2 separate regions of the Homo sapiens genome follow, and region 1 is linked to region 2. A link is a loop called in an ENCODE intact Hi-C map of the cell type or tissue named here. Cell type or tissue: chondrocyte. All regions are shown on one strand. Links, peaks and the distances in the headings refer to the core of each region. The heading gives the core; the rest is flanking DNA.

The links. Peaks named below come from ENCODE experiments on the same cell type or tissue, not always from the same donor. Only the 100,000 strongest peaks of a DNase experiment are listed, where the experiment ranks them.
Region 1: a loop joins it to region 2, with 3 times the contacts of the local background. A loop is called at or near these places in 4 of 110 quality-filtered maps.

The regions. Positions count from the first base shown.
Region 1 is chr16:68,702,774-68,705,671 of GRCh38, reverse strand. It overlaps a transcript of CDH3 not described here. Among named protein-coding and RNA genes, the nearest start is that of CDH1, 33 kb to the left of the region's middle. RefSeq lists a silencer at 1,032-1,326 and an enhancer at 1,806-2,306. In chondrocyte, for the core only: a CTCF peak has its summit at 1,155 (motif pointing left); a DNase peak (open chromatin) is centred at 1,086.
Region 2 is chr16:69,104,411-69,107,308 of GRCh38, reverse strand. HAS3 (hyaluronan synthase 3) reads right to left here and starts at 1,656. Exons shown (of 4, transcript NM_001199280.2): 1 at 1,522-1,656. RefSeq lists a silencer at 1,030-1,309 and an enhancer at 1,443-1,991. In chondrocyte, for the core only: CTCF peaks have their summits at 1,525 and 1,725; DNase peaks (open chromatin) are centred at 368, 588 and 1,258.

The DNA.
Region 1 (2,898 bases), core at 213-2,712, 400 kb after region 2:
GGCAGGTGGATCACCTGAGGTCAGGAATTCAAGACCAACCTGGCCAACATAGTGAAACTCCGTCTCTACTAAAAATACAAAAGTTAGCCAGGCATGGTGGCATGCGCCTGTAATCCCAGCTACTCGGGAGGCTGAGGCAGGAGGATCACTTGAACTCGGGAGGTGGAGGTTTGCAGTGAGCCAAGATCGCGTCACTGCACTCCAGCCTGGGGGATAGAGCGAGACTGTATCTCCAAAAAAAAACCAGTGTCTTGCACAGAACAGGTGCTCAATGAAGTTGTTAAACGAATGAATAAAAAAGCCTTAGATGATGCCACATACTCAAGGGGACCCCAGAAGTGGCTGGGAATGCTGTGGCTTTTGTGCTTCAGGGCTACAGAGTCTCAGAGTCAGTGAGGCCAACTCCACCTTGCAGGAAGCCATAAGCATTACCTGAAGGGCACCTTCTACGGCCTGCCTGCCCCACGGCCCCATCTGCAACTGGAGTTTATATCCTTAATTGTAAAAAGAGCCCACCTGGCAATCAAGGAGATCTAGACCCCAAAACTGTCTCTGCTGCTTCCTGATCGTATGTGGCCATTAACCTCTCTCTCATTTTTTCGTTTTTTTTGAGGCAGGGTCTTGTTCTGTCACCCAGGCTGGAGTGCAGTGGTGTAATCACGGCTCACTGCAGCCTTGACCTCCTAGGCTCAAGGGATCCTCCTCCTCAGCCTCCCGAGTAGCTGGGACCACAGGTGTGTGTCACCACACTCAGATGAATCAAAAAAAATTGTTTTTTAATAGAGATGGGGTCTCACTATGTTGCCCAGGCTGGTCTGGAACTCCTGGGCTCAAATGATTTTTCCCACCTTGGCCTTCCAAAGTGCTGGGATTACAGGTGTGAGCCATCACGCCTGGCTGCAATTTCCTTTAAATAAAAGGGAACCATCGAAACTCTCCCCAGGGTTGTGAGGCGGGAGAACATGTAACTGACTCCATATTGACTGTCTTCATCAGTGTCCAAGGCCGTTCCGGCCACCCAGCTGACTCCCTGTGTGGCATGTGGCAGCCAGTGCCACTGTTCCCTTCCTCTCTCCCTCCCTCCCTGCAGACCTGGCGCTTGGGCTGGGAGTTCTATGCGCTGTGGTGGTGGTTTGAGTGAATGGTGCCCTCTGCTGGGCGTGGGGAAAGAGCCTTCAGGGAAATCATACCTGACACAGGCACTCCCTGCAGGTTGGGGAATCTCAGGGAATTCCTCCTGCTGGGAAGTGCAGTTTCCACCAAGGGAGCGCTAGCAGGCCTTGTGAGTCCCTACACTACCACAACAGTAGTGACAACACACAGTATCCTGTGCGCCAGGCACCCTTCCAAGCCCTTACAGATATTAACCCTTTTTTTTTTTTTTTGAGACGAAGTCTCGCTCTGTGGCCCAGGCGGGAGTGCAGTGGCGCAATCTCGGCTCACTGCAAGCTCTGCCTCCCGGGTTCACGCCATTCTCCTGCCTCAGCCTCCTGAGTAGCTGGGACTACAGGCGCCCGCCACCACGCCCGGCTAATTTTTTTGTATTTTTAGTAGAGACGGGGTTTCACCGTGTTAGCCAGGATGGTCTCGATCTCCTGACCTCGTGATCCGCCCGCCTCGGCCTCCCAAATTGCTGGGATTACAAGCGTGAGCCACCGCGCCCGGCCAATATTAACTCTTTTACTCGCCCATTTTATTATTTATTAATTATGATTATTATTATTTGAGACGGAGTCTCGCTCTGTTGCCTAGGCTGGAGTGCAGTGGCACGATCTCGGCTCACTGCAACCTCTGCCTCCCAGGTTCAAGAGATTCTCCTGCCTCAGCCTCCCAAGTAGCTGGGATTACAGGCACGCACCACCATGCCCAGCTAATTTTTAAATTTTTAGTAGAGATGGGGTTTCGCCATGTTGGGCAGGGTGGTCTCAAACTCCTGACCTCAGGTGTTCCACCCGCCTCGGCCTCCCAAAGTGCTGGGATTACAGGTGTGAGCCACCATGCCCAGCCTACTCCCCCATTTTAGATGAGAAAACGGAGACAGAGAGGTTATGTGGTTTGTCCAGGGCCTCATGCCTAGAAGTGCCGGGATTTGAACTTGTACTCTGCTGGGGGGATTGTTTTAACGGGAGGCCAGAAGGTGGGTTCTGCCTTTAGCCTGGAGGGAGTCGTTCCCTGGAGCTCTCCAGCAAGCTTCGAACTGGACACACAGGGTGTGGGCTGTAAAAGGGGCTTCCCAGGGTGACTGCTCCCACACTTTCAATGGCAGGCCCATCGCCTCAGGGCCCTTTCCTGAGTGGCCACCCCCCAGCAGTCCCCGGGCTGGGTCTTCTCCCTGAGTCCCTTTGTGGGCCCGGAAGTGAGTGAGTGAGGTCCATGCCTAGAAATGGGGGGCCGGGAATTCGGGGCCCCAGCTCCTCACCAACTGTCTAGGAATGAGAGCATGCCACCCTCCTCAGGCCTCTCTAGGGACTGGGAAAGCGCACTGTGGGGACAGGGCCTATCTGTAGCCCCTTTAGTCCCTTTGGGAAGAAAAAAAGATCGTTGGGTCAGTGACGAGGGAAAAGGCATGGTATGAAGTGAGGCCTGGCCGCTGGCCCATCTCTGTCCCCACTGGAGGGGCCATAGGGAGTGCCATCTTTTGAGCCTCTTTTTCCATCTGTAAAATGTCAGGGAGGGATTGGGGCACTTTTCAAAATGCTCTGGATTTGGGGGTTCATAAGAATACAAGCTGGGAGGATGAGGCTAGAGAGAAGGCTCTCTGGGTACCCCTGACCCCTTCTTCCAGTAAGCCTCCACTTTTTTTTTTTGAGATGGAGTCATGCTCTGTTGCCCAGGCTAGAGTGCAATGGCGTGATCTCGGCTCACTGAAACCTCTGCTTCCTGGGCTCAAGCGATTCT
Region 2 (2,898 bases), core at 247-2,746:
CCCCGCAGGAATTAGAGGCATTACCCAGGTTACTACCCCCACCCCCAAATAGAGGCCCCCAAAATGTCCCTCAGCCAGATACCCCACGTGCAATCAGGCGCTGGTGCAGGCTGTGGTCGAGGTTCTCCTGCCCAGACCTGGGGCGGGGGGCTGTGTCACCCCAAGCCGGCAGAGGCTGTGGGGTGATCCTACAGCCTGGACCGCCGCCTCCTCATGCCCTTCGCTCATCCACGGGAGCCCAGCCCAGGCAAACTAACGCGCACTCGGCTTTCAAGGGCACAAGGTTGGGGGCGCTCTCAAGTCCGGCTCCCAGGACTACGGAAGGAGAACCCCCAGTCAAGGACGCACGCTTCTCCATCAAGCCTCCGAAACTTTGAGGGGCTGCTGGTGTGCAGCGTCTCTCCCGCTGACAGGTGCGCCCCGCGGCAGGGCCACACGCAGCGGCATGGAAACTTGTGCGCCCAACGGGGCTCCTCCTCTTGTGCCCGGCCGCCCTCCGGGCCCCTCCAGGCCGGCCAGGGGAGGGGAGCCCACTCCCCCGGACACGTGCTGCCGCGGCCCGGCTAACCCGCAGGAACGTGGGCGCCTGGTACCTTGGTGCCCGGACAGGTGCAAACCCCCGGGAGGTCGTAGAAGGTGCGGGGGAGGGGTACCCCAGCCAGCCTGGAGCCCCGCACCGGCGTCCGCCTCCTAATTCATTCACAAAACAGGAGCCGCCGGGGAGGAGGGAGGCGAGGCTGGAAGAGGAGAGGATGCAGGAAGAAAGGGAGGAGGGGTCAGTGGGGAGGGGGCTGCAGGAACGGCCGCCGGGAAGCCCGGGGCTGCCGCCGCCCCCAACCCGCCTCCCCGCGCCGGACGCGGCGCCCGCAGGGCTGGGAGCTGGCCGGGTGCGGGGGGCTCGGCGAGAGGCACCCCTGCCACCCGGCGCGCCCCGGCCTCGGCGCAGCCCCGCGCGGCCCTCCCCTCCTGGGTGCCGGCCGGCCCGCGCTCACCGTGCCGCCGGCTGCCGCGCTCCGGAGCTCAGCAGGCCCGCGGCGGCTCCATGCCCCTCCTCCCGCTCCGCTCCGCGCCGCCGCGCGCTCCGACTGCCGCCTGCCCAGCCGAGCCGCCCTTAAGTACCCGGCGCGTGCCCGCCAGGAGAGGCGCCTCCCCCGGCCCTGGGGCCGGGAAAGTTGACCAGAGTGGGAGGGCCCCCGCGGGCGCACCCCCGACCCCGCGCGGTCCCAGGGAGCGCCACAAGCCAGCGCTCGGCGGGGACGCCTAGTCCCGGGTGGACGCGGCTCCGGCTCGCAAGACTCGCAGCCCCTGCGCCCTCTCCGAAGCTGGGTCCCCCGAGTGGGGCCGAAGGCCACGCGGCTCTGCAATCGCCCTGGGACCAGCTGCCAAGGCAAGACGGTCATTGGGCTCAACCTAGAACCTGAAGCGTCGTTAACTTTCCAGATACCACGCAGGGACTTCCAAAATTGTTACTCTCCCTCCCCGCCCCCACGCCCCGCTCTCTAACCCGCAAAACCTACTCACCCTGCAAGGAAGGCGAGCTGAGAGCACTCTTCCCCGACTTCTGCACGCGAAGGGGCAGTTCGCTGTCTAGGGGGCTCCCGAAAGCCAAGGCAGCAAAACCTTCCTGCTGGCAGGAAAGAGGCGCTGAAGAGAATTGTCAAATGTAAAAAGGCTGGTCAAAGAAGGTGTTAACAATTGTGACAGCTTAGCTTTGAATTCCGCAGTGGGGCGCTGATGACTTTAAGGCGGTTTGCAAAAGCTGCAAACGGTTTTGTAGGAACCTTGGAGGTTCCGGTGTCTTAAAGCCAAAACAATTCCTCCTCTTCTTTTTCACACCTTTATTTCCGACATCCATGACCTCCTAAATTCCCAACTGACCTTATCGACAGTAGTTTTCAGGTCCCTAAAAGATAGTGCTAGACTCGAGTAAAGTGAGATGAAGTGAGTTGGGGTGCACTGGGGTGGGGTGAGATCGAGGAGGGGGGAGAGTTGTTAGCAGAGACAAGAAGTTTAGAACCAGCTGAAGGCGATGAGTTTTTACATCTCAGGAAAACTTGAAGAGAAATTATAATTAATAACTAGTTTTTAAAAAATGAGTGGCCGGGCGCCGTGGCTCAAGCCTGTAATCTCAGCACTTTCGGCGTTACGGGCACCATGCCCGTAATCCCAGCTACTCGGGAGGCTGAGGCAGGAGAATCGCTTGAACCCCGCAGGTGGAGGTTGCAGTGAGCTGAAATCGCACCACTGCACTCCAGCTTGGGCAGCAGAGCGAGACTCCGTCTCCAAAAAAAAAAAAAAAAAAAAAAAAAAAAAAAACCAAAAAACAGAGTTTACCTGTTTTCCAAATACACCTGATATAATTTCTATCACTTCTTCCCAAGCTGCAACAAATTTATAGGCACCTGAGCTGCAGTCTATAAACTTCTCCTCTCGCAAGTTTTAGGGGCTCAGGGACTTGCCTGCCCACCATTGCTCAGTCTGGGCCACAGACCTCACACCTCAGTCCCCGCAGGCAAGCAAAGACCCCAGGCACACCTACTCCACACAATCCCATCTTACATTATTGGCCAGGCACAGTGGCTCACACCTGTAGTCCCAGCACTTTGGGAGGCTGAAGATGGAGGATCGCTTGAGGCCAGGAGTTCAAGACCAGCCTGGGCAACAAAGCGAGACTTCCCCCGTCTCTACAAAAATTAAAATTAAAAAATTAGCCAGGGCCGGGTGCAGGCTCACGCCTGTAATCCCAACACTCTGGGAGGCCGAGGTGGGCGGATCACGAGGTCAGAAGTTAGAGACCAGCCTGGCTAATATGGTGAAACCCTATCTCTACTAAAAAATACAAAAATTAGCCAGGCATGGTGGCACGTGCCTGTAGTCCCAGCCACTGGGAAGGTTGAG